Regions from separate parts of the Homo sapiens genome. Here region 2 is linked to region 1. A link is an interaction called in ENCODE POLR2A ChIA-PET data of the cell type or tissue named here. Cell type or tissue: IMR-90. All regions are shown on one strand. Links, peaks and the distances in the headings refer to the core of each region. The heading gives the core; the rest is flanking DNA. Region 1 has its middle 22 kb from the start of PWWP2A. Region 2 overlaps SLU7 (spliceosome associated SLU7).

What was found. ChIA-PET counts read pairs that join two places held together with the same protein. Peaks named below come from ENCODE experiments on the same cell type or tissue, not always from the same donor. Only the 100,000 strongest peaks of a DNase experiment are listed, where the experiment ranks them.
Region 2: POLR2A ChIA-PET joins it to region 1 with 6 read pairs; 3 of 35 experiments call an interaction of 5 or more read pairs at or near these places.

The regions. Positions count from the first base shown.
Region 1 is chr5:160,136,406-160,147,135 of GRCh38, reverse strand. No RefSeq gene overlaps it. Among named protein-coding and RNA genes, the nearest start is that of PWWP2A, 22 kb to the right of the region's middle. In IMR-90, for the core only: no CTCF peak of the experiment used is centred there; no DNase peak of the experiment used is centred there.
Region 2 is chr5:160,400,051-160,410,780 of GRCh38, reverse strand. SLU7 (spliceosome associated SLU7) reads left to right here. Exons shown (of 16, transcript NM_006425.5): 7 at 2,084-2,131; 8 at 2,321-2,452; 9 at 2,713-2,810; 10 at 2,968-3,035; 11 at 3,166-3,305; 12 at 4,152-4,313; 13 at 5,646-5,750; 14 at 5,901-5,972; 15 at 6,225-6,341; 16 at 7,317-9,140. The coding sequence ends at 7,496. It overlaps FAM200C (family with sequence similarity 200 member C), which reads left to right and starts at 10,727. Exons shown (of 2, transcript NM_022090.5): 1 at 10,727-10,730. RefSeq lists a silencer at 5,792-5,992. In IMR-90, for the core only: no CTCF peak of the experiment used is centred there; no DNase peak of the experiment used is centred there; H3K27ac peaks cover 190 bases.

The sequences.
Region 1 (10,730 bases), core at 2,925-5,424:
GGAATTTGGGAGCCAGGCCTAACAAGCCTGTATCCTAGCTACCTTGGAAAAGGGGAAAGGACCTTGGTGAACAATGAGCTAGAAATAGAAAGGAAGAAGTGTCTGGTGTGGGAGGAGGCAGATGTGAGTAAAGGTCATAGCTGCTTTTGCACCTCAGCTGGAGAACGTTCGCTACAGCTGGGCCTTATTAGAGAGCCTTCAGGTTGAGATGAGAGAGAGAGAGATTCATTAAAGAAAGGAAATAAATCTGTTTTATGCCTGCTGCCAGCCAGGTATGATGGTATGATGCATTGTGGTTTTTGTTTCGGATCATCTAATCTTCATACAACAGTTCTTTTTTGTCTTTTTTTTATTATTTTTTTTTGAGACAGGGTCTCAGCTGGAGTGCAGTGGTGCAATCATGGCTCATTGCAGCTTCGATAGCCTGGGCTCAAGCGATCCTCCCACCTCAGCCTCCTGAGTAGCTGGGACTACAGGCACCTGCCACTACGCCTGGCTAACTTTTTTTTTTTTTTTTTTTTGAGACGGAGTTTCGCTTTGTCACTCAGGCTGGAGGGCAGTGGAGCGATCTTGGCTCACTGAAACCTCTGCCTCCCGGGTTCAAGCAACTCTCCTGCCTCAGCCTCCGGAGTAGCTGGGATTATAGGTGCCTGCCACCACATCCAGCTAATTTTTGTATTTTTAGTAGAGATGGGGGTTTCACCATGTTGTCCAGGCTGGTCTCGAACTGCTGACTTCAGGTGATCCACCCGCCTCAGCCTCCCAAAGTGCTGAGATTACAGGTGTGAGCCAACATGCCCGGCAATGCCTAATTTTTAAATTTTCTTGTGGAGACAGAGTCTCGCTATGTTGCCCAGGCTGGTCTCAAACTCCTGGGCTTAAGTGATCCTCCTGTCTTGCCTCCCAAAGTGTTAGGATTATAGGCGTGAGTCACCATGCCCAGCCTCATAATACTCTTGAGGGCAGTAATTATTAACCCACATAGCAGATTGAAAAATTGAGGCCCAGAGAGAGCCCCAAAAAGGATAAATGATGAAGCTAGGATGTATTTTCAAGGTTACCCCAAAAACCCATTATTTTCCAGGATTCTTGCATCTCTCTAAGGGCTAGTGCTCAAGCCATGTTGCCTGGACACTCTTATTAGCCCTGCCTGGTCAGGCATTAGCTCTGTTCTCCTGCAGGTAAATCAGACTTGGCTGCTAAGTGGGTATGGCTGCTTCACAGACCACTCATTAAACCATTAATTTATCAGCCACCCTAATATGAACTAATAGAATGTTTAAATTTTAGAGTTGGACTGCCTGGGATTTACTGGGTTTTTTTTTTTTTTTGGTTGTTGTTGTTGTTTTTCCGAGACTGAGTCTTGCTCTGTCACCCAGGCTGGAGTGCAGTGGCACGATCTCGGCTCATTGCAACCTCCATCTCGTGGGCCCAGGCAATTCTCCTGCCTCAGCCTCCTGAGTAGCTGGGATTACAGGTGCATGCCACCACGCCCAGCTAATTTTTGTATTTTTAGTAGAGATGGGGTTTCCCCATGTTGGCCAGGCTGATCTCAAATTCCTGACTTCAGGTGATCTGCTCGCCTCAGCCTCCCAAAGTGCTAGGATTACAGGCATGAGCCACTGTGCCCAGCCTGGATTTACTAGTTGTGCGATATTGAGCCTTTTAAGCACAAAAAATCAGTATCATTAAAATGGCATACTACTTAAAGCAATCTACAGATTCAAGGCAATTCCTATCAAATTACCAACGTCATTTTTCACAGAATTAGAAAAAACAATTCTAAAATTCATATGGAACCAAAAAAGAGCCTGAATAGCCAAAGCAATCCTAAGCAAAAAGAACAAAGTCAGAGACATTGCATTATCTGACTTCGAGCTATACTACGAAGCTATAGTAACCACAACAGCATGGCAGTGGTACAAAAATAGGCACACAGATCAATGGAACAGAATAGAGAATCCAGAAATAAAGTCACACACCTACAACCAACTGATCTTCGACAAAGCTGACACTAATAAACAATGGGGAAATAACCCCCTATTCAATAAATGGTGCTGGGAAAACTGACTGGCCATGCAAAAGAATGAAACTGGGCAAACTGGGCCCCTACTTATTACCATACACAAAAATTAACACAAGATGGATTAGAGAGTTAAATATAAGACCTCAAACTATAAAAACCTTCTAGACACTAGGCGTGGTGGTAGGCGCCTGTAATCCCACCTACTGGGGAGACTGAGGCAGGAGAATCGCTTGAACCTGGAAGGTGGAGGTTGCAGTGAGCAGAGATCATGCCACTGCACTCCAGCCTGGGCAACAAGAGTGAAATTCCATCTCAAAAAAAAAAAAACAAAAAACAAAAGTAAAAAAATAGCAGACGGTGAGGATGCAGAGAAAAGGGAGCAGTTTTACAATGTTGATGGGAATGTAGATTAGTACAACCTCTATGAGACACAGTATGGAGATTTCTTAAAGAACTAAAACAGGCCGGGCGCAGTGGCTCATGCCAGTAATCCCAACACTTTGAGAAGCCGAGGCGGGTGGATCACCTGCGGTCAGGAGTTTGAGACCAGCCTGACCAACATGGTGAAACCCTGTCTCTACTAAATACAAAAAATTAGCCAGGCATGGTGGCACATGCTTGTAATCCCAGCTACTTGGAAGCCTGAGGCAGGAGAATCATTTGAACCCGGGAGGCAGAAGTTGCAGCAAGCTGAGATTGTGCCATTGCATTCCAGCCTGGGAAACTAGAGCAAAATTTCATCTCAAAAAAAACCAACTACCATTCACCCACCAATCCCACTACTGGTTATCTACCCAAAGGAAAAGAAATCATCTTATCCAAAGGGCACCTGTACTCGTACATTTATTGCAGCACTCTTTTCAGTAGCAAACTCATGGAATCAACCTGACTGTCAATGATAGATTAAATTTTAAAAATATGGTACATACACACCATGGACTACTACACATCCATAAAAGAAAAAAATGAAATCATATCCTTTGCAGCAGCATGGATGCAACTGAAGCCCATTACCCTAAGCAAATTAACTCAGGAACAGAAAACCAATTAGGTAACAAAAAGTTAAACAAAAGGTACACGGGGACATAAAGGTAGAAACAACAGACACTGGGGACTCCAAAAGAGCGGAGGGAGGGAGAAAAGCAAGGGATGAAAAGCTTCCTGCGAGGGACGATGTTCACTCTTGGTAATGGGTTCATTAGAAGCTCAAACCTCAGATTTATAACATATACCCATGTAAGAAACCTGCCCATATACCCTCTGAATCTATAATTTTTTTAAAAGTTGTCATTTGAAGAATAATTTTTTTTTTTTTGAGATGGAGTTTTGCTCTTGTCATCCAGGCTGGAGTGCAATGGTGAGATCTCAGCTCACTACAACCTCTGCCTCCCGGGTTCAAGTGATTCTCCGGCTTTAGCCTCCCGAGTAGCTGGGATTACAGGCAGGCACCACCACGCCTGGCTAATTTTGTATTTTCAGTAGAGATGGGGTTGCTCCATGCTGGTCAGGCTGGTCTCGAACCCCCGACCTCAGGTGATCCGCCCGCCTTGACCTCCCAAAGTGCTGGGATTATAGGCGTGAGCCACGGCGCCCGGCCTGAAGAATAAATTTTTTAAAAGAAGAAAAAAAAAAAAATTAAGTGACCACTTCGTCTTTCTATGCCTTGGGTTCTTCATCTGTGAAATGAAGATTGGACTGTTGTAACAATTAAGTGAGATAATACATATGAACTGCTCAGCACAGTCACTGGTGCATAGAAGAAGGTACACAAAGATTAGGTATTACTGATTGAGTGCCTTCTATATCGTACGCATGGGGCTTGCATTTAGAGATGAGCAAAACAAGATGTGCTCCTTGTTCTCTTGTCTAGTTAAGAAGGAAACAAGAAGTAAATAATCACACACAAATAGAGAAAGCTGGCTGGGTGCGGTGGCTCACACCTGTAATCCCAGCACTTTGGGACGCCAAGGCGGGCGGATCACGAGGTCAGGAGATCAAGACCATTCTGGCTAACACACTGAAACCCCGTCTCTACTAAAAATACAAAACATTAGCCGGGCGTGGTGGCGGGCGCCTGTAGTCGCAGCTACTCAGGAGGCTGAGGCAGAATGGCGTGAACCCAGGAGGTGGAGCTTGCAGTGAGCTGAGATCGAGCCACTGCACTCCAGCCTGGGTGACAGAGCTAGACTCTGTCTCAAAAAAACAAAACAAAAAAAACAAAAGACAAAAAAACAACTAGAGAAAGCTATGTGGGAGTACCTGCTTCCTATGGCTAGGTAAGGGAATTGTGATCTGAAAGTCGCTAATGAGGTGAGGAGAGGGCACAATGTTCCAGGCAGAGTGAAAGGCATCTTCCTTGTCTCTGAAGATATTAGATGATCTGGGTTTTTGAGACCCTTCCTCTCAGAATCTCTGAGCCTAGCCCGGGCGTGGTGGTTCATGCCTGTAATCCCAGCACTTTGGGAGGTGGAGGCGGGTGGATCACCTGAGGTCAGGAGTTAGAGACCAGCCTGGCTAACATGGTGAGACCCCCTCCCCTGCAACCCACCATCTCTACTAAAAATAAAAAAATTAGCCAGGTGTGGTAGTGGGCGCCTGTAATCCCAGCTACTTGGGAAGCTGAGGCCAGGGAACCCAAGAGGCAGAAGTTGCAGTGAGCTGCGATCTCACCATTGCACTCCAGCCTGGGTGACAAGAGTGAAACTCCATCTCAAAAAAAAAAAAAAAGAATTTCTAAGCCTACGTGCTGTTTTCCACTATTCCAAGGACAAAGTTTGCATCTTGAAAGCTAATCACTAAACCAAAGCCTTCACAAAGGCCATCAGTGGTTTTACCAAACAGACATTCTTCTCTAACAGCGACTAATATGATTAGTACTGGGTCCAGGCAGGTGAGCAGTTATAAGGGTGAGTTTTGGGTTAAGGCCTAACGGGGGCTAGGTCTTCAATTTTTGGTGGGCTTCAGGTCACCTGTGGAGACTTTTCAATACATCCCAGGGCCACATCCCTGGGAAATCTCAAGTTGGTGGCTTTAAGTAGGGCCTGGTAATCTTCATTTTTCTCATGCTTAGCCAGGGATGAAAACAATAGCATTGTCATTTTGAACTCTGGCTCTACCACCCTCCATCTGGGTGACCTTGAGCAAGTTATTTAACCTCTTTGAGACTCAATTTCTTTCTTTTTTTTGAAACAGAGTCTCACTCTGTCACCGGGGCTGGAGTGCAGTGGTGCGATCTTGGCTCACTGCAACCTCCACCTCCCAGGTTCAAATGACTCTCCTGCCTCAGCCTCCCCAGTATCTGGGATGACAGGTGCCTGCCACTATACCCAGCTAATTTTCTGTATTTTTAGCAGAGACAGAGTTTCACCATGTTGTCCAGGCTGGTCTCGATCTCTTGACCTCGTGATCCACCCGCCTCGGCCTCCCAAAGTGCTGGGATTACAGGCGTGAGCCACTGTGCTCGGCCTGAGACTCAATTTCTTAACGTATAGAATGAAAATAATAATATCTACCCATAGGGCTATCATGAAGATGGAATGATATTAATATACAAGAAATGCTTATTAATGTAGTCCTTGCCATGTAGTAAACATCCCGAACATGGTAGTTATTTTTGTTAGCTTTTTTGTATAACAATAGAATATTCTTTTGGTAAGATTGGCAATGGGAATGATTTATTATAGAAATCATAGAATACTATGTATCCATAAAAAATGATGAGTTCATGTCCTTTGTAGGGACATGGATGAAGCTGGAAACCATCATTCTCAGCAAACTATCACAAGGACAAAAAACCAAACACCGCATGTTCTCACTCATAGGTGGGAATTGAACAATGAGAACACATGGACACAGGAAGGGGAATATCACACACCGGGGCCTGTTGTGGGGTGGGGGGAGCGGGGAGGGATAGCATTAGGAGATATACCTAATGTTAAATGACGAGTTAATGGGTGCAGCACACCAACATGGCACATGTATACATATGTAACAAACCTGCACATTGTGCACATGTACCCTAAAACTTAAAGTATAATTTAAAAAAATAATTAAAAAAAAAAAGAAATCCTGACCCACGGCAGACTGCCAAATGTTTCTTATATCACATGCCAGGTAGAACGGAGATATTTTCAAATTAAATTCTCTTCTCAGGAAGTTTCCTTTGAACTACTGAGATGGAATTTCACTGTTGTTGCCCAGGCTGGAATACAATGGCATGATCTTGGCTCACTGTAACCTCTGCCTCCCAGGTTCAAGCAATGCTCCTGCCTCAGCCTCCCCGAGTAGCTGGTATTACAGGTGCCCACCACCACATCTGTTCGTGTTCTTAGTAGAGACGAGGTTTCACCATGTTGGCCAGGCTGGTCTCGAACTCCTGATCTCAGGTGATCCACCCACCTCAGCCTCCCAAAGTGCTGGGATTACAGGTGTGAGTCACTGCGCCCGGCCTATTTTTGTCATTTATAATCTCTAGCATTTCCTGGGGGAGAGCATGGTCTCTCCTTTTTGTTTCAGTTGGAATTTGGCTCCATCACTTACTAGTTATGACATGACCCTGAAGAAACTAGATCACAGTTCTAAGCTATGGAGTCTGACAAATCAGGTTTGCAGCCTTGGCTCAGCCATTACTGGCTGTATTACCTTGGGCAAGTCACTTCTCTTTTCTTTCTTTTTTTATTTTTTTGTTACAGAGTCACTCTGTTGCCCAGGCTAGAGTGCAATGGCGCAATCTTGGCTCACTGCAACCTCCGCCTCCCAGGTTCAAGCGATTCTCCTGCCTCAGCCTTCTGAGTAGCTGGGATTACAGGCATCTGCCACCACGCCCTGCTAATTATTGTATTTTTAGTAGAGATGGGGTTTCCATGTTGGCCAGGCTGGTCTCGAACTCCTGACCTCAAGTGATCCACCCGCCTTGGCCTCCCAAAGTGCTGGGATTACAGGTGTGAGCCACTGCGCCCAGCCCATGCCTGACTTCTAATGCCTAAGAGGAAACATGCTCAGTACTAATCTTCTCCACCTCCAAATTCAAATCCTGAAGTTGCAGATTTGGAAGATGGGGAATTAGGGAAGCTATGATCATGCTGCTGCATTCCAGCCTGGGCAATAGAGTGAGACACTGTTTCAAAAAAAAGAAATCTGGCATGATTTCTCTGAGGGCTGAGCTTCTGAAAGTGAGCCAGGAGGTGGACAAGTCAGAAATCAACTGAGGTCGTGTGTAATGGCTCATGCCTGTAATCCCAACACTTTGGGAGACTGAGGCAGAAGGATTGCTTGAACCCAAGAATTTGAGAGCAGCCTGAGCAACATACTGAGACCCCATCTCTTCGTTTGTTTGTTTTTGAGACAGTCTCACTCTGTTGCCCAGGCTGGAGTGCAGTGGCGCAATCTCGGCTCACTGCAACCTCTGCCTCCCAGGTTCAAGGGATTCTCCTGCCTCAGCCTCCTGAGTAGCTGGGACTACAGGCATGCGCCACCACGACTGGCTAAATTTTTCTATTTTTAGTAGAGATAGGGTTTCACCATGTTGGTCAGGCTGGTCTCCAAGTCCTGACCTCAAATGATCCACCCACCTCGGCCTCCCAAAGTGCTGGGATCATAGGCGTGAGCCACCGTGCCCGGCTGTAAGACCCCATCTCTACAGAAAAAAATTAAAAAATTAGCCTAGGCAACAAAGCAAAACCTTGTTTCAGAATAAATAAATACATACATTTTAACTCAGACATGGTAAGCTCAGTCCTAAATCCTCTGTCCTGTGGGAAAGAGGAGGAAGTGGAGTGGTAACTCCACCGCAGACCCTGGTCTCCCGGGGCCTTGAGCACTGCCTGGAAGATGCAGATGAAGCCTTGGAGTGGCCCTAGTATATATAGCCGTGGCCTCCACTGGATATGGGGCACTGGAGTTTTTCTCTATGGGCTGGATTCAAGCACCAGAGCTTCCTGACATTTCCCATCAGAAGGGAAAATGAGAAAGGTGGGTAGATGGAAATCTCTCTTCCATATTCATGCAGAATGAAGGCAGATGTGTTGATTTCCTTTTAAGTACTTGTGTCACTTCAACTGTAATTACCTTTTCCCAAATTCAAGAACAGAGTGGGGTGAGGAGGGTGAGGAAAGGATATGAATCTATAATAAGATTCTAAAAGAATTAAAATCTCATCAAATTTTTACCCAAATGCAAACTGCAATCGCTCTTTGGGGCAATTATGGGGAGGAAGAATTTATAGAGAATAGGCCTTACGGCCGGGCGTGGTGGCTCATGCCTGTAATCCCAGCACTTTGGGAGGCCGAGGTGGGCGGATCACGAGGTCAGGAGATCAAGACCATCCTGGCTAACGTGGTGAAACCCCATCTCTACTAAAAATAAAAAAATTAGCCGGGCATGGTGGCGGGCACCTGTAGTCCCAGCTACTCGGGAGGCTGAGGCAGGAGAATGGTGTGAACCTGGGAGGAGGGGCTTGCAGTGAGCCAAGATTATGCCACTGCACTCCAGCCTGGGCGACAAAGCAAGAATCCATCTCAAAAAAAAAAAAAATAGGCCTTAGAGTTTATCAGATGTGGGTACAAATCCCACAGCCCCCACTTATTAGCCAAGTGGCTCTGAGAGCCTCAGCTTCCTCATCTGTTAAATGGAGATAATAATAGCACTGGCCTCATGGGCTATACAGAACCGAACAGAACAAAGAATAAATTAGCCCAGTATCTGCAGGGTAGTATGTTCTTAAGAAATGTCACCGGGGGTGGCGGCTCAGGACTGTAATCCCAGCACTTTGGGAGGCCGAGGGGGGCGGATCACGAGGTCAGGAGATCAAGACCATCCTAGCTAACACAGTGAAACCCTGTCTCTACTAAAAATACAAAAAAATTAGCCAGGCGTGAGGCACACACCTGTAGTCCCAGCTACACAGGAGGCCGAGGCAGGAGAATTGCTTGAATCCGGGAGGCGGAGGTTGCAGTGAGCCGAGATCGCGCCATTGCACTCCAGCCTGGGCAAAAAAGTGAGACTCTATCTCAAAAAGAAATGTCAACTGCTCTTATCTGGGCAAAGCACTGTTTTCCATAGTTGACCTTTTATTTTTATTTTTATTTTATTTTATTTTGAGACAGAGTTTCGCTCTGTCGCCCAGGCTCGAGTGCAGTGGCACAATCTCGGCTCACTGCAAGCTCTGCCCCCCGGGTTCACGCCATTCTCCTGCCTCAGCCTCCGGAGTAGTTGGGACTACAGGCGCTCGCCACCATGCCCGGCTAATTTTTTTGTATTTTTAGTAGAGATGGGGTTTCACCGTGTTAGCCAGGATGGTCTCGATCTCCTGACCTCGTGATCTGCCCACCTCGGCCTCCCAAAGTGCTGGGATTACAGGCATGAGCCACCGTGCCCGGCCTAGTTGACCTTTTAAATTTTATTGGTATTAAAAGTGAGATCAGGAGTTCAAGACCAGCCTGGCCAACATGGTGAAATCTTGTCTCTACTAAAATACAAAAATTAGCCAGACCTGGTGGCAGGCGCCTGTAATCTCAGCTACTCGGGAGGCTGAAGCAGGAGAATTGCTTGAACCTGGGAGGTGGAGGTTGCAGTGAGCCGAGATCATGCCACTGCACTCCAGCCTGGGCAACAGAGCGAGACTCCCTCTCAGAAAAAAAAAAAAAAAGAAAGAGAAAAACTCATATTTTTAATAAAATAATAATAGTACATAATAACAGGGGGTTTTTGGTGACCTTACCTGGCAAAATGAAGAGTTGGCATCTCCAAGCTTGTCCTTCAGGAACAAAATGTAGATAAACAATACCTTCCAGACAAAAGTGTTGTAAGAATTAAAGGAGAGAGTGTGGGCATGGTAGTTCATGCCTGTAATCCCAGCACTTTGGGAGGCCGAGGTGGGTGGATCATTTGAGGTCAGGAGTTCGAAACCAGCCTGGCCAACATGGTGAAACCCCATCTCTACTAAAAATAGAAAAATGAGTCTGGTGTGGTGGCGGGTGCCTGTAATACCAGCTACTCGGGAGGCTGAGGAAGGAGAATCGCTTGAACCTGGAAGTTGGAGGTTGCAGTGAGCTAAGATCACACCACTGCATTCCAGACTGGGTGACAGAGTGAGACTCTATCTCAAAAAAAAAGAAGAACTAAAGGAGAGAAATGTGCAGAGGTGCCCAACACAGGCTGGCTAAGATGCAATCAGATTTTTCTTTTTCTTTTTTTTTTTTTTTTGAGACAGAATCTGGCTCTGTCGCCCAGGCTGGAGTGCAGTGGTGCGAGCTTAGCTCACTGGAATCTCTGTCTCCTGGGTTCAAGTGATTCTCCTGCCTCAGCCTCCCAAGTAGCTGGGATTACAGGTGCCCACCACCACACCTGGCTAATTTTTGTATTTTTAGTAGAGACAGGGTTTCTCCATGTTGGCCAGGCTGGTCTTCAACTCCTAACCTCAGGTGATCCACCTGCCTTGGCCTCCCTAAGTGCTGGGATTACAGGCATGAACCGCTGCACCCGGCCTAGAATCAGACTTTTCTACACCAGCTCTGTCCTGTAGCAAAATAACGTAAGTCATACATGTAACTGAAAATGTTCTGGTAGCCATATTAAAAGCATAAAAAGAAATAGGTGGAAGTAATTTTAATAATGTTTTTAATTTAATTTAAATTAATTTATTTAGTTATTTATTAGTTATTTATTTAGTTAGTTATTTAGTTTAGTTTTTTGAAAGGAGGTTTCA
Region 2 (10,730 bases), core at 2,414-4,913, 260 kb before region 1:
TAAACACTGGGTAATTAGTAGCTATTATTGTTGTGATTATTTTTATTTATTACTAACTTTGGGAAAAGAAAAAGGGCCTGTTTCTTTTGTTCTAATGTATTCTCTGTTGTTTGTTGTAAACGTAATGTAATTTATTTCCCCAGTAAGGATACTTAATGTATGTAAGGGGCTAATGATTTTTGCCCACTTGGATGCTTGGATTATTTTTTTTTTATATACTTTAAGTTTTAGGGTACATGTGCACAACGTGCAGGTTTGTTACGTATGTATACATGTGCCATGTTGGTGTGCTGCACCCATGAACTCGTCATTTAGCATTAGGTATATCTCCTAATGCTATCTCTCCCCGCTCCCAGGATGCTTGGATATTAAGATGAACCACATACAGTAGATTTAGAGACTTAGCTGTCACTATAGAAATGTATGTAAATGTCTTTGGTGAACTAGCAAATAGTGGGAACTCAAAAAAATTATTTTTTACAAAATATTTATATTTCTAATTTTGAAAGTAACACATATTAAGTGGAAAAAAATTAGAACATAATATAAAAAAGAAAATATCCCTGTGTTAATTGTGAACATTTTGAAGTAGGCCTTTCCAGGTCTCTCTTGTCCACATATACCTGTTCATGTGTGCTAGAATACAAAATGTTTCTTACATGAATCCATCTTTATATATTCATTTATTACCTTCTTTTTTAATTTAACAACATAGAGTACAGTGGGAACGTGTTTTCTGTCTATATTTATAGACCTATAGCATCATTTATTTTTGTATGAATTCACATGGCTCAAAAATTAAAACAATTTAAGAAGATGCACAGCGAAGTCTCTCCACCCCTGTTTCTATCCACCCTAACACTAAACTTCCCCTCGCCCCAACTCTTTTGTGTATGTGTGTGGCTCCTTTCAGACTGTCTTGAATAAATACAAATACAAATATATACCCTTATCCTATCTGTCTCTCCCCTCCCCTTTTTTTAATCAAAAAAGTTAGGAAACGATACATACTTTTCTGCCCCTTGGATAGAATCACTTTTAATGGCCGTTCAGTGTTCCATGGAGTGCAATACATTATATAACCAGTGATCTATTAATTTGATTTTTTCCCAGTGTTTTGAAAAAACATTGCACATATACAACACTGCACATCACATTCTTATACATCTTTATATAATTGACATGATACTAGGATAACCTTCTAGAAGTGTATTTCAGTGAGTTTGTATTTCTAAAATTTTTATGACATATCACTTAGCCATCATTCAGAAAAGCCATGCAGATTTATGCTTCCATCTATATAGTATATATACATACACGTGTTTCTGCATCTCCTCACTAATGCTATAATGTATTCTCTTTTTTTTTAAGTATTTTTAATCTTTGAAGCCTTTATGAAGGGACATGATGAAATACCACGTTAGTGTAGGCATTCTGTGGAGTTAGAAAGTATTCTGACCAATTGCTAGCGAAGAAAAGTGTATCCTTGTGACAAGGAGTTTGGCCTCTCCTTAAATTACAATACTGTGTCACTTGTAGATTTTTTTCATTGCCCAAACTTCACTTTGGCTGTGAAGACATGAACCCAGTAATATTTTCTTTTTGGACTTACTAGGAAACTAGTAACGTTTAATGAATACAGTATGTCTGAAGACTAACACATTTAGAAATTAATATTTATTGGGTACTTTGGACATCTTAATCTTTCTGTTACCATTTTGTGGTTATAATCTTAATTAAAATTCTCTTGAAATTTGCTGGCTTTATAGACAGTGTAATAAAATTATTTACAATGGCACTCTTGTATTCAGAATTTTTGCGCTCATTATAACTGAGAAGTGTGAGAGTTTGTTCAGTTAGAATTAAGTTTTATTATCTTAATACTTATTTATAAGTTACATATTATATATTATATAATAAATATTTATTATATATAATATAAATATAATATATAATAAAATATATTTTATTATATAAATATATTATTTATAATAAGATAATAATACTTTATTATCTTAATAATAAAGTTAATTGGATTAAGTGGAATGAGATTATGAATGATTTTTCTTCTTTCATGATGCAGAATTCTCCAAAACACCAGTGGGGAGAAGAGGAACCAAATTCTCAGATGGTAATACATATTTGCTGTCTCTGAGTATATGTTAAATTTTTAAATTTCTGATGGCTAATAATAAATAACACTAATAATAGCTTTTAAAGAACACAAGTAAATAAGGGTTTGGTTAAAGGGAAAGGGGAAAAAAAAGAACTACATGCTGCTTTCTTTTCTTCTTACTTTTCCTTCCTCTCCCTCTTTTAGGAAAAAGATCATAATAGTGAAGATGAGGATGAAGATAAATATGCAGATGATATTGACATGCCTGGACAGAATTTTGACTCCAAGAGACGAATTACTGTCCGGAATCTCAGGATTCGAGAAGATATTGCAAAAGTAAGTCTTGTCAGCTTAACATACATATTTGAAAAATACTTGTCTTCCCAGCATAAATTTTATCGACTCTGGGTAGCATATGGATAATATAGTCAGAGTCATTCTAAGATAAGGTTTCATTCTGTTTTTTCTCTTCACCTGAACCCCAGAAATGTATACACACATTTATTTAATTGATCATGTTCAACTCCTCCAACTAGTCTGCTGAAATCTTTTTGCTGTGAGTAAACATTAATTCTTTAAATATTTTTTTCTTCTAGTATTTGAGGAATTTAGATCCAAATTCTGCCTACTATGATCCAAAAACTAGAGCAATGAGAGAGAATCCTTATGCCAATGCAGGAAAGAATCCAGATGAGTAAGTATCAAGTTAAATGTACAGATTTTAAGATGAGAGAAAGTTAATTGTTTTCTGACCTGACCATAGATGGTGTTCATTTTAATTCAGATTCAGTTTTACGAATTAATTTTCCTTAAATCAATCTCTGAAACATTTTCTTTATTTGTATTTACAGAGTGAGTTATGCTGGAGATAACTTTGTTAGGTACACAGGAGATACCATTTCAATGGCTCAGACACAGTGTAAGTGTTTCCTCTATGTCAAGCCATTTTATATCAGCTCATAAGACGTTTGGGATTGTTTAAAGCTTGTTTTCAAGAAGCATACAGTAATGCAGCTGCCAACTCACTAAGATGTTTTGAATTACTCTAGTGTTTGCATGGGAAGCCTATGACAAGGGATCTGAAGTGCATCTACAGGCAGATCCTACAAAGCTAGAGCTGTTGTATAAGTCCTTCAAAGTCAAAAAAGAAGATTTCAAAGAACAGCAGAAAGAAAGCATCCTGGAAAAGGTAATTTTGACCAAAATGCTAAAGAAGAACTTCTGTTAAAGAGAAGTTACTAGTTAATAAGCGTTAGTTTTACATTTGGAAAATAATGCAAAGAGAGCCCTCTTAATCCATGAAGAATAGTCCTTTTCTTCCTTTCTCTTAGTCAGATGGTAATTTTGTATGAGCTTTTGCAGCAAAACAAGCTACCTCAAATCTTAATAGCTTAAAATAAACATTTATTGTTTCTCACAGTTGGCCAAGTCTCCTGGTCTGGGCTTGCTCAGCTGAGGTTAGATGATGAACTAAGATGGCCTCACTCTTGTGTTTAGCAGTTAACAGGCTAATTGTCCTAAGGGGACCTCTTCTGGGACAGCTCATCTCCACCCCATGTGGTCTTTCATCCTCTAGTAGGGTAGCACAGCTTTTTAAAATGGCATTCTCAGAGTTCTAGAGAGTGGCAGCAAAAAGTGTGCTGTGGTACATAAGTGCCTTTGCTTGCATCACATTTGCCAACTTTCATTGGTCAAAGCAAATAACATGGTCAGGCCCAGATTCAAGGGACAGAGAAAGACTTCGTCTCTTGATGGGAAGAAAAGCAAAGCCCTGTGGCAAAAGGGCATGTATAGAAAGATAAGAGGAATTTATGGCCATCTTGTAACTTACTGTACTCAACAGATGAATAGCAACTGAGACATCTTCTATTTGCCTCAGAAAAAATTTGTGGCTTTTTTTTTCCTACTGTGCTTTCTATAACAAAACCCAGTAAAGAATGTTCCCTTTCTTTCTGATTAGAAATAAATGTTTTCTGGAAATTTAAATGCAAATCAGGTTGTAAAATGTATTGAATAATGTCCAATGTCCTTTTAGTATGGTGGCCAAGAACATTTGGATGCCCCTCCAGCTGAATTGCTTTTAGCCCAGACTGAAGACTATGTGGAGTACTCAAGACATGGGACAGTCATCAAAGGACAGGAGCGGGCTGTTGCCTGCTCTAAGTATGAGGAGGATGTGAAGATCCACAATCACACAGTATGTGCTAAACTGGAACAATTTTGTGTCCTTGTTGGTTTTGCTCTGTATTGCATTTTTCCACTACAACTTTATTAGCTAACCATTTGTATTCTCTATGCTTTAAAAAAAAAAAAAAATTTTAACTGTTTCATGGAATTTTTTCAAAAATAGAAAAATTTTGAAGGAATACTATGTTCATCTATATACCCATCATCTAAATTCTGAAATTTTTAACATATTGCCTTATATGCTTTGTCTAGTTGTATGTGTGCATATGCACAGTTTTACATATATATGTAAAATACACATATATACACACATATAGTTTATGTATATATTTATTTGACTGAAACATTTGGAAATTATGTATATCATGACATTTTATCCATAAACGCTGTATCACATATCTCCTTAAAATGAGGATTTTCTTCTATATAACCACATCGACATTATTGCACTTCAGAAAATTAACATTATATCACCTAATATCTAGTCATTAATCACATTTTCCAAAATATACAGAAAAATGCCTTTAACACCTATTTTTTGTTTTAGTCAGAATTCGTTTCAAATTTCTTTTGATCGTTATGCGGTTATTATGTCTCTTTTCTAGAGTGTATCTCTTCATTTTCATGACGGTGACCATTTAACAGATTAGGCCAATTAGTTTGTAAATTGTCTCATATTCTGTATTGACTGGTTCCTAGTAGTGTTATATAACTTGTTTCTCTATCCCTGTATGTTTTATAAATAGGAATTTAGGTCTAACGGCTTGATTGGATATAAGTTAAATATTTTGACAAGAATATTTAATAAGTAATGTAGTATATTCATATTGCATTGTAAACATCATAAAGCATATATTGTCCTTTGCTGTTCTCTTGAAGTAACCAAACTACAATTGTCTCTCTTAGTTGAGGGTCAAAAACCTAACTCCCTATAGGAGCCAGACCAGTGATCATACATGAGTGAAGTGAGCCAGGCAAATTGTACAAACTGGAGAACACAAGCCCTATCTAATGGGGCATCCACTGTTCAGCAACAGCTGATTATTGCCAAGTGGTTATATAGGCCCAGAATTTCCCACTCCTACGTTTTTCAAGAGAAGTCAGATACCCTAAATTTTTTAATAGGCTTTTGGGAATAGAATTTAAGAGTTTTGTAACTACAGGTCCTGCTTCTCACACTTCAGGTCAGACTACCTTCTCCCTGTTAGCCAGCCTTGAATCCCCATAATTTTTCTCCCAAATTACCTTTAATGGGCTGTATTATTTTATACTCTTATCAACAGTATACAGAAGTTTCTAATTTCAGCTTCCTTTTTAAGCTTTTTAATTTCTCTCTCTGCAGCATATCTGGGGATCGTACTGGAAAGAAGGCCGATGGGGATACAAATGCTGTCACTCTTTTTTCAAGTATTCCTATTGTACTGGAGAAGCTGGGAAGGAGATTGTTGTAAGTAATTGTCTTTGGTTCTTAAAGGTATAAAACAACCGAAGCTCCTAAGTCAAACTAAAACATGCTGTCTCATGTTTCAAATTTTAACTTGTTCTTAGATGATTAGTAACTATGACACTCAACTCAAATTACATGTATTTCCCACAGAACTCTGAGGAGTGTATTATAAATGAGATAACTGGGGAAGAATCTGTGAAAAAACCTCAAACCCTCATGGAGGTAAGTTGATAATCATTTGTCCTGAATTTTTAAGTCCTGGAGGGAGGGCTTTAAAACCTGCACCTGAGTTTTTTTTTTTCTTTTGAAACAGAATCTCATTCTGTCGCCCAGGCTCGAGCGCAGTGCACGGTCTGGGCCCACTGCAACTTCCGCCTCCTGGGTTCAAGTGATTCTTGTGCCTCAGCCGCCCAAGTAGTGCACCTGAGCTTTGTTTTCACATTAATAACACTGCATTTCAATCCTCCCTTTCAGCTGCATCAAGAAAAACTGAAAGAGGAAAAGAAGAAGAAGAAAAAGAAAAAGAAGAAGCATCGAAAGAGCAGTTCAGATAGTGATGATGAAGAAAAGAAGCATGAAAAATTGAAAAAGGTAATTTGTGAAGTCTAAATAGTAAAAGTGACAAGTAGCAGTATTCTTTGTTTTTTGGGTTGTTTTTATTTTTTTGAGACAGGGTCTTGCTCTGTTGTCCAGGCTGGAGTGCAGTGGCACGACCGCAGCTCACTGCAAGCTCCACCTCATAGGCTCAAGCAATTCTTCTGCCTCAGTGTCCCAAGTAGCCGGTATTACAGGCACATGCCCCCATGTGCAGCTAATTTCTGTATTTTTTTATAGAGCCAGGATTTCACCATGTTGCCCAGTCTGGTCTCAAACTTCTGAGCTCAGGTGAACTGCCCACCTCATCCTCCCAAAGTGCTGGGATTGCAGGCATGAGCCACCGTTCTTGCCAGTATTATTTGTCAAGGCCTTTATTTGTAATGGCCTGTGATCTAGTCCTGTCTCCAAATGCATTTTTACAATGATGAAACAAGCCTAGAGTCTGAGTGATTTGCTCAAGTTATATTAATGGAGATATTGTGAGGTGTAGGTATTGCCTTCTTCTTGGAGTATTTAGTAATTATGACTAATGGACAGAAGAAATGTGCATTCTAAAGCATTTTAGAGTTATTGGCATGTTGACCGGAAAGAATTGCCTTCTAGCTCCGTAGTTTGTAAGTTTTGGCAAGTCCTTGAGAAAAGTCAGAATTGTAGTCTCTACCAGAAGCATCATTTGTGAGCTTGTATAAGTAAAGTGAACCTCATTTAATTTTTGTTATTAAATAAAATTTCTTCAACATTGATTTAAAATGTTATAGAATGTTTTGTGCTGTATAAAAATATCATATAAGCCAAATAGTGATTAGTTGTAGCTTGACAGTAGAAGGGCTGACTCCAAAGCTCTTTCAGGCAATCTGCGTTTTTGATAGAGCAGTTCATATTCAGTGGGGTGTGTTGGTACTCTGCCACTTTTGAAGAAAAGACATCTGATGTAGAGCTGTGATACACATTTTATTCCTCTCACTATAGGCACTGAACGCAGAGGAGGCCCGCCTTCTTCATGTCAAGGAGACCATGCAGATTGATGAGAGGAAGCGGCCTTACAATAGCATGTATGAAACTCGAGAACCTACTGAAGAGGAAATGGAGGCATATAGAATGAAACGTCAGAGGCCAGATGACCCCATGGCCTCTTTCCTTGGACAGTAGCAACTAGTCAGAAGACCATCCAAGATAGATGCAGCTGATACATTCTTTTCAGCTTCTTATTGATGATTGTAGATAGAAAAATCCTTGTTTATTCTTCTTGCTGCCTGGCTTTAATAAATATTTCAGATGCCTCACAGTAAGTTCACTCCTTTCCATACTGAGGAAACAAGAAAAGAAGAAGAGGCACATGAAGTGTGCTTTTGGGAATAGAATTTAAAATTGGATTAAGATTTTATTTCCAGTTTTTTTTATTTATTTATTTTTTTTTTTGAGACGGAGTCTTGCTCTGTCGCCCAGGCTGAAGTGCGGTGGCGCGATCTCGGCTCACTGCAAGCTCCACCTCCCAGGTTCACGCCATTCTCCTGCCTCAGCCTCCCTAGTAGTTGGGACTACAGGCGCCCGCCACCATGCTCAGCTAATTTTTTGTATTTTTAGTAGAGACGGTTTCATCGTGTTAGCCAGGATGGTCTCGATCTCCTGACCTTGTGATCCACCCGCCTCAGCCTCCCAAAGTGCTGAGATTACAGGCGTGAGCCACCGCGCCTGGCCTATTTCCAGTTTTATGTGAGTCATGTAAAAAAGCCTTGGCTCTCTACCTATTAAGAATGTCTCTTTCTCTGTATTTATTAAGCTTCAAACTTTATTGCTTCGATTTTTGTGGCCCTATATTTAGTATTAGCACACCTTGGTTTTGAGAAAAAAACAGGGCTTTGTTTTTTTAAATAATTACTAGCAACTCTGTGACTACATTTATTTTTATTTTTTTTAGAGACAGGATCTTGCTATGTTGCCCAGGCTAGAGAGCAGTGGCTTTTCACAGACAAAGTCATAATGCCCTGCAGTCTTGGGCTCAAGCGATTCTCTCTTCCTTGGCCTCTGGAGTAGACTAAATGTGTTAGTCTTTGAATGGAAAACAACTATTTTCTCATCATTGGGTCAATATTGACTGATCAGTAGTAGGTCTTTTACCATTCTGGACATAAGTCTAGGTGTAGAAATCCTTTCCTTTATCATAGAGGATATGGTTTACATTACCGTTTGTTTTCATTGTGATTGCCCCTATGTAACAATCATGAATATTAGATTTTTTAAATTGTAGAATATCCTAATATTTATAGCCAGCAGCTGTTACTTTGTTTGTAAAATTTGCAAAAAAACAAAACCTGAAGTTGGTTTATTGAAAGAATTATAAGGATAGCTTCTAGGGATATTAGTAATAGATTGCCATGATCCTGAAGCCTCTTCTCAGAACACTGTGAAGATAATACTGACAGTAGAATCAGTGAAAACAGCCTAACAAAACCTCTGACATCAGTATATCAACTTTTAACAGCCCACTCACTGGCTTTTCTAAACTACCAAAAACCACCTGTAGGATACTGCATTAAGTCAGCATCTCAGAAACAGTGGTGTGAGTAACTGAGTCAAATTGTCAAGTACTTTGGATATACATAGTGTCGAGCTTTAGATTGGTATGAAATTAAACAGCAATGCAAATAGATTTAATTCCTATTTACTTTAAGAATGAAAAACAATGTTCATTTTCCTACCTAAACAGGGTGGTTCAACATAAAGGCTGATGTTGTGTCCGTTTTGTATTTTATCTTTTGTTAAAGATACATAAATGACAATACTTAACTGTGAGTGGTTTGTAGCATTATTTCTAATATTTGGCAGAAAAGTTGTTTATGGGACAGGGAGGGGAACCTGGATTAGCTTCTGTGAGTTTAAGAAAATTTCAGCATCTTGTCACCTAACCTTTCTGGACCTCTTTCCCTCTTCTATGAGGCCTGGTTTACTTAGATTTAGGAAGAATTCTGTAATATCCAGAATCATGTCTTCTGTTTTATTTTGGAAAAGTAATGCCTAGCCAGCCTGGCCAACATAGCAGAGCCCTGTCTCTATGAAAAATACGAAAATTAGCTGGGCATGGTGGCACACGCCTATAATCCCAGCTACTCAGGAGGCTGAGGCATGAGAATTGCTTGAACCCGGTTCAAGAAGTTACAGTGAGCTGAGATTGCGCCACTGCTCTCCAGCCTGGGCAACAGAATGAGACCCTGTCTCAAAAAAAAAAAAAAAAAAAAAAGAAAAAAACATAATGCCTAGGACATTACTCAGATTGAGCTTTGATTTTATTATCTCAATAATAGCTGCCTTTTGAGTGCGAGAATTATGTACTGTAATTGTCATAATGTTATCTCCTTCCTCAAAAGAATTTCATGGGGTAATGGATGATATGTAAGTTTTACAAAAAGCACATGGAATTAACTCCAAGTAACCTGCACAAATCCTAACCGTTGGAGTCAGGACATGAAGCTAGCTGTGGGATTCTGAAGCCTACCCCTTTCTCTAGTATTGAAGGCCCTAATTTCTTGACCAACAAGGCTGGTCTTTAGCAGTTTCTTCCATCCACAAAAAACTTCAGCAGCCCGTCAATATTTACCAGGCTCACCCTTAACACCTGAAAATGATGTATCTGGCCCACATTCGTTGACGCCCCACCACTCCTCACACACACTAGTCTTATGGAATGCTTCTAACAAGATTGTACAAAAATGAGTAAACTCATTAAGTTTATAAGAATTCTGGAAAGACCCCCAAACAGGAAAGGGCTATATTCCGGTTTCTTTCAACAACGTTTCCTAGTTTCTACTTGGGATTTTTCTCTAAAACCTCTCTAATATGGGTTTATTTCTTTGAAATCATGTTGTTGAAAGAATTTAAAATAAAAATATTTCAGATATATGATGATGACATGGAAATTCATCCCTATGCTCCCACTTACGGAAAGTGGGATCAGCTTGCATAGGCAACAGTACACAAGCTATGGAAGCTCATCCTCCACTGCTGAAATGTCTAATCTGAAATTACAATGAGCTTCCTTCTCTTTTTCTCTCATTTATTCCACATGGAACATGGCAATTATCAGGCGTTTTATCTCCAAGCTCAAAGCCCGACACAATATAAAAGTTTAAGTGCTCTGCATGTTAAAAAGAACTATGTGGAGTTTACAGCCCCTTCCATTCCTGAAATTGTACAGTTCATCCTCTCTGGCAGACACAATAAACAAACGATTTCTTGTTCCACGTACACAATCTTAAAAAAAAAATTGGGAAGGGCTAGCGCGCATGCTCAATACTCAAGCCAGCCAGCCCATCCCACAGCCCTTTGCTACTGCGCCTGCGTGTGGGAGACGCCTCTCCCAGTTTGCGGGCGGGAAGCACCCTGGAG